2 separate regions of the Homo sapiens genome follow, and region 1 is linked to region 2. Evidence: chromatin loops called from intact Hi-C (ENCODE). Cell type or tissue: CD14-positive monocyte. All regions are shown on one strand.

Region 1 (5,000 bases), 610 kb before region 2:
TTCAGCTTGTGGGGAGATGGGTAGGGGCTATTTTTTTCTTCTTGGTGAGTCCATTAAGACACAGAAATAAGCGACTTTCTTGCTAGATAGATGTATATAGTTTTATTGTCCCTCTCCACCCCCCAACAAAGGACCTCTCCGTTCCATTCCTTGAGTTTAGAGGGGAGGGACTAGGGTAAACTGAATAAGTGGTTGTCTGTTGATTGCCCCAGAGTAAATCTTATTGAGTGGTTTAGAGATTTTGTTTCTTTTTCATTTTAGAGACGAGGTCTCGGGGTCTCGCTGTGATTCCCAGGTTGGCGTGCACAGATGTAATCATTGTGCGCTACAGTTTAGAGTGCCTGAACTCCGGGGCTCAAGTGATCTTCCTGCCTTAGCCTCCTGAGTAGGTTGAGCAACGGGAGCATATAACCTTGCTTGTCTTTTTTTTTTTTTTTTTTTTTTTTTTTTTTTTTTTGAGACAATCTTTGCTCTGTTGCCCAGGCTGGAGTGCAGTGGCGCGATCTTGGCTCACTGCAACCTCCACCCCTAGGGTTCTAGCGATTCTCCTACCTCAGCCTCCTGCGTAGCTGGCATTACAGGTGCCCACCACCACGCCTGGCTAATTTTTTTCTATTTTTAGTATAGATGGGGTTTTGCCATGTTGGCCAGGCTGGTGTTGAACTCCGGACCTCAGGTGATCCACCCACCTCAGCCTCCCAAAGTGCTAGGATTATAAGCGTGAGCCACCGGGCCTGGCCCCTTGCTTGTCTTATTTAGAGTTTTAAAGCAGCTTTCGTTGTACTCTTTCTTCATTTTAAATGTTCCTGCCTTGAGTGATTTGATTAGTCTATGTCTTGGGAAGCGTATTTTACCTTAGTGCCTCTTTACTTACTTACCTTAAGAAAGGAGTACAGGGCAGGTTCTTAAGTAAAATGGCCCCAGACACCTGGCTTGCCTACTGTGTCAGTGCAAAGAACACTTGGATCATGTCTTTTTCCTAAAATTGGACTTCATAACTGTTTCTTGGAAGTCTGTTTTAAGACTTTTTTAGTTCTCATGTTGCTTCTGAAGATGTATGTTTAAATTACAGTTTCTATGCTGATAAGTTGCGTATATACCTCTGGGCATACTAAAAGTTGTGCAGAACAATAGTTTATATGACAAGATAAGTTTCCCTCATCAGTACTTCCCATTCCCTGAAATGTGAGATCAAAACTCAGTTGAACCACACTATGGCTGTAGAAGACAGTATGAATTAGAAAAGACAAATATCCACTGTACTAGAGTTCACCAGCGTTTGAAGGCTATCAGAAGATATAGGAGGTAAGTGATATCCTTGGGTGTCACTTGCAGATTGAGGGGAGGATTGTGGGTCATAGGAGATGACTAGTATGGCAGGGGGTAACTATTATTATTTGTTTCTTTTTTAAGCCATGTGCCTTTTAGGATGTAGAACAAAATACATAGGAGAAAATAAGCCAAAAGGTGTGATTTACCAAAATACTTGGACTCCAAAAAGAGCTGCAATATATATTTTTTTTTATTAAGCATTTTCTTGTCTTTGGTAGAATAAAGGTAAAGCTAAAATAGAGTGCGGAAACTGACTTGACCAAAGTAGAAAACACAGCTCATGTTTATGAATCAAAAACAAATGAGTTTGGGCAGTCTGAAAGAAAAAAATCAAACATTTTATATGAAGATTTTAAACCTTTATGCAAAGAGTCCCTTTAAGGTGGAAGAGACCTTTTAAATAGAGTAGACCTTCCCCATTTAGTAGCACAATGCGGCAAAATAGTTGTTTAATAAATGTTACTTTCTGCAAGCCTTGCTTTTCCAAGATTTTAAGCTGCTTCCACAGTGTTAACATTTGAAAGCCCTCTACCAGGAAATTATTTAGCTGTGTATTTTATTGTTGCTGACTGTGAACTTACCCTTTTTTTTCCTGGCTGTAATTTTTTTAGAATTAAAGTTTCTTTCCAAGATTTTGAGGGTCAGGAAATGCAAAGTGGAGGTAGATTGAGTGCAGTTTTATCTAAATGTTATTTTAAAAACTCTGGTTCTTGTAACCTGAACCAGGAATCCAAAATGAGATCTTACTCTGAATTTTAATTACAGCAGATTCTGCTCTTATTTGGAAAAAGTTGCTTGAGTGACATCAAACTTAATGGAGTCCCTCACCTTTTAATTCCTTTTTAAAAAGGGGAGAGCTTAAGGTTAGACTTGGTTAAATTCAGTTGGAAGGTAAGTATTAGGGAATAAAAAAGAGGAATAACAATTTTGTTGTTAGGATGTTAAACCAAAAATTGCTAAGAACTCATATCTAGACTTTCCTCTTGCTGCTTGTTATTTGGCCTTTGTGACTGTTTGTTAGCACCTCCACCAGAGGGTGTGAAGGGAAAGAGGCTCAAAGCTAAGTACTGTAGCTAGTTTCTGGTTTCTAGTATAGGAGAGACACTTCATAGAAATACCAGCCTGGGCTGGGTGTGGTGGCTCATGCCTGTAATCCCAGCACCTTGGGAGGCCGAGGCGGATCACCTGAGGTCAGGAGTTTGAGACCAGCCTGGCTTAACATGGTGAAACCCTGTCTCTACTAAAAAAAAAAACAGCAAAAATTAGCTGGACATGGTGGCGCATGCCTGTAGTCCCAGCTACTCAAGAGGCTGAGGCAGGAGAATTGCTTGAACCTGGAGGCGGAGGTTGTAGTGAGCCGAGATCGCACCACTGCACTCCAGCCTGGGCGACAGAGAGAGACTTCGTCTCAAAAAAAAGAAAAAAGAAATACCAGTCTGATAAGTTGAACTGTCAGGAAAGTTTCATTAAACTCTCCATATGTTACCATGGAGAACTGAAGCTCTTTGAAGACCTTAAGCATGTCTCCAAAAAATTGGACTGTATTTTTTTGCACTTAGTGATTTACTCCTTACCCCTTGCCTCCCAAGAGAATGAAAAATGGATATTAGTATTGACTTAACATTTTATTGGCATTGGAAAAATGTACTTTTAAAAGTCATTAATTGACTTTTCTCTAAAGGTATAAGGTAGGTTTCAGTGGGAACTCAGGAATTTGGCCATGGACCCTCCCAGAATAACCTGTTTCCTTTAGAATTCTTTTTTTTTTTTTTTGAGACACAGTCTCGCTCTGTGCCCCAGGCTGGAGGTGCAGTGGCGGGATCTCAGCTCACTGCAAGCTCTGCCTCCTGGGTTCATGCCATTCTCCTGCCTCAGCCTCCCGAGTAGCTGGAACTACAGGTGCCCGCCATCATGCTCAGCTAATTTTTTTTTTTTTTTGCATTTTAGTAGAGACGGGGTTTCACTGTGTTAGCCAGGATGGTCTCGATCTCCTGACCTTGTGATCCACCCGTCTCGGCCTCCCAAAGTGCTGGTATTACAGGCATGAGCCACCGCGCCCGGCCTCCTTTAGAATTCTTAAAATCTTCCAGAAGTCGCTGATTTTAGGATTGTTCAGGAGCACTTACACCAACCATTAGGGCTTGTTGGAAAGAGATATGATAAAAAGTATGATTTTTTTTTCCTCTGTCTTTTGTCAGCTAAAGAGTGGTAGGAAATTTGAATTCAGTGCTAGCATAGAAGTAGGATTAACACCATTAATAGTTTGATATATAGACATCCTTCAGAAAAAAAAGTTTTCTTGAGATGGTATCTTGCTATGTTGTCTAGGCTGGTCTTGAATTCCTGGGCTCAAGCAGTCCTCCCACCTTGACTTCTAGAGTAGCTGGTATTACAGGCATGAGCCATGGGGCCTAGCCTATCCGTGTGTGTGTGTGTGTGTGTGTGTGTGTGTGTGTGTGTGTGTATATATGTGTGTGTATATATATGTGTATATATATATGTTTAATGGGATCATACTTGTTATATGGCTTGATCTTTTTAATTAGGGTTTTTTTTTTGTATTCCAGTTCTTCAGTGAAAGCATTGTGTATACATCTTTGAGTACCTATGAGAATATTTCTGTTGAATAGATTTCTAGAAGTGCAGTTGCTGGGTAAAAGTTTGAGCAATTACATTTGTGATTTTGATGGCTATTACCTTTATAATGCTGTGTAACCACATTTAATAATAGCTTAAAAAGTGTAGTTAAAAAGTTTCCTAGTCTGGGTACAGGTGCTTGGTCAAGTAAATAACTGGAACTTGTAGTGGGTGAAGCCTATCCTAGGTTCAGTTGATGCCTCTTCTTGTTAGGTGGTTGATCACTTCAGACATCCCCATTAACGTCCTAATGGATCTTCATCTGATGGGTTTAGCATAGAATGCTCAGGTTGCTTAACGTGTGTTGGTCTGCTGTCTGCCAGGCATTGTGCTGCTTGTAGGGGACAGAGATAAAACAAGCTATAACCCTCCTTTTTTAAGAAGTACATAGTTGGCCAGGCGTGGCGGCTCATGCCTGTAATCTCAGCACTTTGGGAGGCCGAGGCTGGCGAATCACGAGGTCAGGCCAGGCCAACATGGTGGAACCCTGTCTCTACTAAAAAAGACAAAAAATTAGCTAGATGTGGTGGCGGGTGCCTGTAATCCCAGCTACTCAGGAGGCTGAGGCAGGAGAAACGCTTGAACTCAGGAGGTGGAGGTTGCAGTGAGCCAATATTGTGCCGCTGCACTCCAGCCCGGGTGACAATGAGAGGCTCTGTTTCAAAAAAAAAAAAAAAAAAAAGTACATACTCTGGGGAAGAAAGAGACAAGACAAAATTGTGAGTTTATATTGTACCATGAGCAATAGCCAGGGTGTCATGGGGGTGCAGGTAAGAGCCTAGAGGGAGGGACCCCACCTCAACCTGGGAGTAATGGGGAATACTTGAAAGAGCATGTAACCTTGAGCTGAACCGTGAAAGAGTAGCATGAGTAAAGGTGCAGGGGCATAGAAGAGCCAGGAAACATATGTTTCAGGTGGCTGCAGTGAGGACAGGCTGGAGATGAGGTCTAATGTAAAAAGGGGACAGATAATGGTGTGTGGGGAATTTGGACTCATCCTTACTCTAGAGTCAGTGAAAGATTTTAAATGG
Region 2 (5,000 bases):
TAAGGATTGTGACAGTGGAGATCAGTGGCAGAGATGCCATCAATGAACCATAGATTTACCTCAAACAGAATTTGTCACTGGTTTGACAATATTATTCCCACCAGTGTCAACTTAATATCTTTTCAGTATAATTTCTGATCGTTACAAGTGAGGTACAAAGTGCAGTGGGCATTTAAAGGAGGGTGAGATTATATACCCTGTTTAAGGGGATTGGTGTGGGTGTAGGCTTCCTGGATGGGCATGTGGAGAGTAAGGACAGGCAGATTGAGGGAGGGAGGGGGAGAGAGCGGGAGGGAGCGGCAGGCACTGATAGTAAAGTGTGGGCAGTCTCAAGTAACTCGGTGTAACAAGAGCCTGAGTGTGTGAATAGGAAATTAATCAAAACTCCCTTGTATGTTGTGTTGGGCAGTACTTAGAGGATCAGGCTATAGCAACTGTACTTTCCCCCTCTTCTGTAGAATAGGGATTGGGCTGGATCGTGATCCTCAGGCCTTTTTCACTCCTGACACCCCGAGAAGATATGCTGTATTCCCAGCAGCACCATGCATAAACATGAAACAGAACCACATCAAATTACAGAGATGCTGTTGAACCACTGGTGTAGCCCTCTCTCTCAAATCTGTTTCGAATCTGTTTAATTTTGGGTATTGGGATGATCAGAAGATCTTGAAGCATAGCTTCTGTTCTGCAGGATGGATTGACAAGGACAAGATAGCTGGTGGGTTTTGTAGTCCTAAATGGAAGATCAGTCCAGGAGGTACTCTAGAGTTCTTCTGGCCTTGACACATAGAATGTAGAGAGAGGAATGCATCACCTACACCTCCCTAAGAATGGTAGTACTTTCAGTAACAATAGGGAGGTCAAGATTATAAGGGAAATTAATGACATCTGTTTTCAGGTATCAGTACCTCAAGAGATTAAACATGATAATTAAAGTGAGAGCCAAAAGGGTTTTGAAAAAGTTGGGCAACATGATTTGTGAGTAGTGGAGAGGCATGTCCTAGTTACGCAGTGATAAATAGTCTTGCATACAGTTCGTGCTGTTCAATTCTGCTCACCCATGGGCATGTTTGGAAGTTTGTGTTGAAACATGCATATAACAGGACTGGGGATGTTAAGACCAGGAGCTCTGGTCTCTTCTGTTAGGTCCTCCTTTCCTCAGTCCTCAAGACCCTGTGTCTTCCCTTTGACTAAAGACCCTTAATGATGGAGACATGGGGGTGAGAGAGTGGTAGTCATGGTGAGCAAGTGGTAATCTGGGTGACACAGGAACAAATCCTAGCTGATGCCCTTTTCCCTTCCTGCTCCTTAGCCAGGCTCGAATCCCTCTTCCTGGGAGATCTTCCTTGAGTCCTGTTGCGCACCTTGTTCTTCCTTCTCTTTGAGTGCCTGTTGACAGTGGTTATGATCTCAGCACTAGCTTAACACTGACACTAATTATTCTATTTTTTTTTTCTTTTGAGATGGAGTCTCACTCTGTCGCCCAGGCTAGAGTGCAGTGACACAATCTCAGCTCACTGCAACCTCCACCTCCTGGGTTCAAGCTATTCTCCTGCCTCAGCCTTCTGAGTGGCTGGGACTACAGGCGCCCACCACCACACCCGGCTAATGTTTGTACTTTTTAATAGAGACAGGGTTTTACTGTGTTGGCCAGGCTGGTCTTGAACTCCTGACCTCGTGATCCACCTGCCTCGGCTTCCCAAAGTGCTGGGATTACAGGCCTGAGCCAACACACCCGGCCTCTAGTTTTTTTCATGCTTTTGGTTCTTTAACATAAGCATCAGGAGGCAGCATGTTTCTTAACTTAAAAAAAAATTATACATTAAAATACACTTTAAAAGATCGAAAGTGACCATATAGAAAGAATTAAAATGCGTGTAAATATAATGTTTCAATTGTTTTGTCTGCTGGTATATATCTACAATTTTTATGTTTTTCTTGATAGTTATATTCAAATATTATTTTGAGAGTGTCACATTTTAAAAATAGCGACAGTAATAGTTAACATTTATTGAACATCTTTTAAATTGCAGAATGATTTTCAAGCAATATTTATGAAAATTCAGTTTTTAAAAGGTAACAGCTTTATGGAGATATAATTTACATACTGTAAAATGTACCCTTGTAAAGTATGCAATTTAGTGGTTTTTTTTAGTGTATTGACAGAGTTGTGCAACCATTAACACTACCTAATTCCAGCTTGTTTTTACGCCCCTGCAAAAGAAGCCCATGCCTATGGCGTCACTCCCTGTTCTTCACCTCCCTCCTGCTCTCCCCTGGCAGCCAGTAATTACGTTCATTTGCTGTTGATTTGCCTCTTACGGACATTTCTTATTAAGTGGAATCATATAATGTATGGCTTCTGTCATTTAGCCTACTGTTTTTAAGGTTTATGCATATCTTAGCATGTATCAGTACTATATTTGAATAACACTTCATTGTATGGCTGTACCACTTTTTTTTTTTTAAATGGAGACAGGGTCTTGCAATGTTGCCCAGGCTGACCTGAAACTCCTGGGCTCAGGCTTCCTGCCTCAGCCTTCCAGCCTCCAGAGTAGCTAGAGTTACAGGCACACACCTCTGTGCCCAGAGACCATGTTTTGCTTATCCATTTCGTAAGTTCATGGACATTTGAACTGTTTCCACTTTTTGGCTATTATGAATAATGCTGCTGAGCACATTCGTGTACATGTTTTTATCTATACATATATTTTCATTTCTCTTAGGTATATAAATAGGATTATTTGCTGGATTATTGCAAATTCAATTTTAATTTCTTTTCTTTTCTTTTTTTTTTTGACACAGAGTCTCACTCTGTCGCCCAGGCTGGAGTACAGTGGCATGACCTTGGCTCACTGCAACCTCTTCCTCGGTTCAAGTGGCCAGGCTGGTCTTGAACTTCTGACCTCAAGTGATCCACCCGCCTTGGCCTCCCAAAGTGCTGGGATTACAGGTGTGAGCCACAGCACCTGGCAGAAAATAATTCAGGCATTAGAATGAATCCTGAATGAGATAGATTGGTTAGGCTGGGATGTGGTGAGCGGGAGGAAAGGAGTCAAGGATGAACTGACTTCTAAATCTCCTGTTTGAAATGCTTGTTCCCCGGTGCCGTGAAGAAACAGCACTTGAACATAAATTTAGTTTACTTAGTAAGGCCATTTTTACTTCCTGCAGAAAGGGTACACTCACGGGCAGTTTTGCCATGAGAGTACACCCAACAAAGGAGATAGGGTCATTTATAACCTGACGCATCTACCTTACTGCTGTTTCCGGTTTCCTTTGGCTGGAACGGGACCTCACATTCTGTATTTGTCCCGATTGGTTAGTAACTTAGAACTTTTTAAAAGAGGCAAAGGTAGAGGGGAACAAAGGAAGGAGGAAGTAACTTGTGGAATGTTGAGAAAGGTAAAAACACTTTTAAATAAGGAAGAGGAACAGGCTATGACCTAATGCTTGCTTGGACCAGCCTAAGCGTGCCAGGGCAAATATTTAGGCTAAATTGTGGGAGCTAAGAACATAAAGTACATTGATTTCTTTATTATGGCTAGCAGATATTTAAGAATGTTAGCACAGGTCTTTGAATAAATTTTGCTTCTAAGAGAAGTTACTATTTATTCTTAATTAGAGAGGAAAGTCTTGAAGAGGAACCTCTACTTTACTTTTTACATCCCCCTTATTTCTCTTTTCCTTGTTCACTCCTTATTTCTTCTCTTCATCTCAAATTGATCTAGTAATACTTATTTCTTCGTAGTTCTCACAGACCCACCTCCTAGTCACCCATCCATCACCCTCTCCAGCCTGCCTTCTCTGATCACCATTCCCTTTACCCCCAGTTGGGGCTGAGTTCCTTTGTTTCCCACCCCCTTAACCTCCAGGACCTCGTGCATTAATTGTTTTAGCCAAATATTTGGGGATTTTTTTTTTTAGGTATCTTTCAGTTACTGGTTTCTAATTTAATTTCATTTTGTTCAGAGAGCATACTTTGTATGACTTTAATTTTGTAAAACATTTTTAGAGGTTTTGCACCCCAAAATTTTGTCAGTCTAAGTGAATATTCCATATGTACTTGAAAAGAATTTTGTATTCTGCTCTTGTCGGGTGGAGTATTGCATAAATATCAATTACGTCAAGTTTGTTGATAGTGTTATTAAGATCTGTCTGACTTTCTACTTGTTTTGTTGATTACTGAGGGAAGTGTTGAAGTCTACAGCTATTGTGAAGGATTTGTCTGTTTCTCCTTGAAGTTCTAGCAATCTTCACGTATTTTGAGGCTCTGCATCTATGTATTTTGAGGCTCCTTCCTAAAGTCCATAAACCTTTAGGAAGGATTGTTTTATCCTCTTAATTATTTAACCCCTTTATCTATATCTATATCTGTTAAGAGGTGGAACTGAAATGGCCTTTTAATGATCTGGCCCTTCCTTCATTACAACCTACTTTGGGCAGGGAAAGTCCCATTCAGTCTCTGGAGTGCCTGGTTAAATCTCTTGAATGCAGTAGGCAGCACAGGTAATTGTGGAACTGAATGTTGAGTCAAATAAAGCCTGTGGGTTGTTTTCATCCTCTGTACTGTCCAGTATGGTAGCTACTAGCCACATGTGGAGAGTTAAATTAATTAAAACTAAGTAGGCCAGGTGTGGTGGCTCACACCTGTAGTCTCAATACTTTGGGAGGCTGAGGTGGGAAATCACTTGAGGCATCAGTTAAAGACCAGCCTGAGCAACAGGGTTTTGTAAAAACCCTGTCTTCACAAAAGAATTAAAATAGTTGGGCATAGGATGGCATGCCTGTAGTTCTACCTGCTTGGGAGGCTGAGGTGGGAGGATTGCTTGAGCCCAGGAGTTTGAGGCTCTAGTCAGCTATGGACTGTGCCACCACACTCCAGACTGGGTGACAGAGTGAGAACCCATCTCTTAAAAAAAAAATTAAGTAAAATGAAAACTTCAGTTTCTCCAGTGGCACTAGCTGTTATACATTCATTTCAAGTGCTCTGTAGCCAC

Evidence for each region. Peaks named below come from ENCODE experiments on the same cell type or tissue, not always from the same donor. Only the 100,000 strongest peaks of a DNase experiment are listed, where the experiment ranks them.
Region 1: it touches region 2 in a loop (7-fold over the local background); 3 of 110 quality-filtered maps call a loop at or near these places.

Annotation. Positions count from the first base shown.
Region 1 is chr17:46,184,489-46,189,488 of GRCh38, reverse strand. The region is part of intron 1 of KANSL1 (KAT8 regulatory NSL complex subunit 1); the gene reads left to right. Among named protein-coding and RNA genes, the nearest start is that of KANSL1, 6.4 kb to the left of the region's middle. In CD14-positive monocyte, a CTCF peak has its summit at 2,336 (motif pointing right); no DNase peak of the experiment used is centred here; H3K27ac peaks cover 2,881 bases.
Region 2 is chr17:45,575,292-45,580,291 of GRCh38, reverse strand. No RefSeq gene overlaps it. Among named protein-coding and RNA genes, the nearest start is that of LINC02210, 43 kb to the left of the region's middle. In CD14-positive monocyte, no CTCF peak of the experiment used is centred here; no DNase peak of the experiment used is centred here; H3K27ac peaks cover 4,367 bases.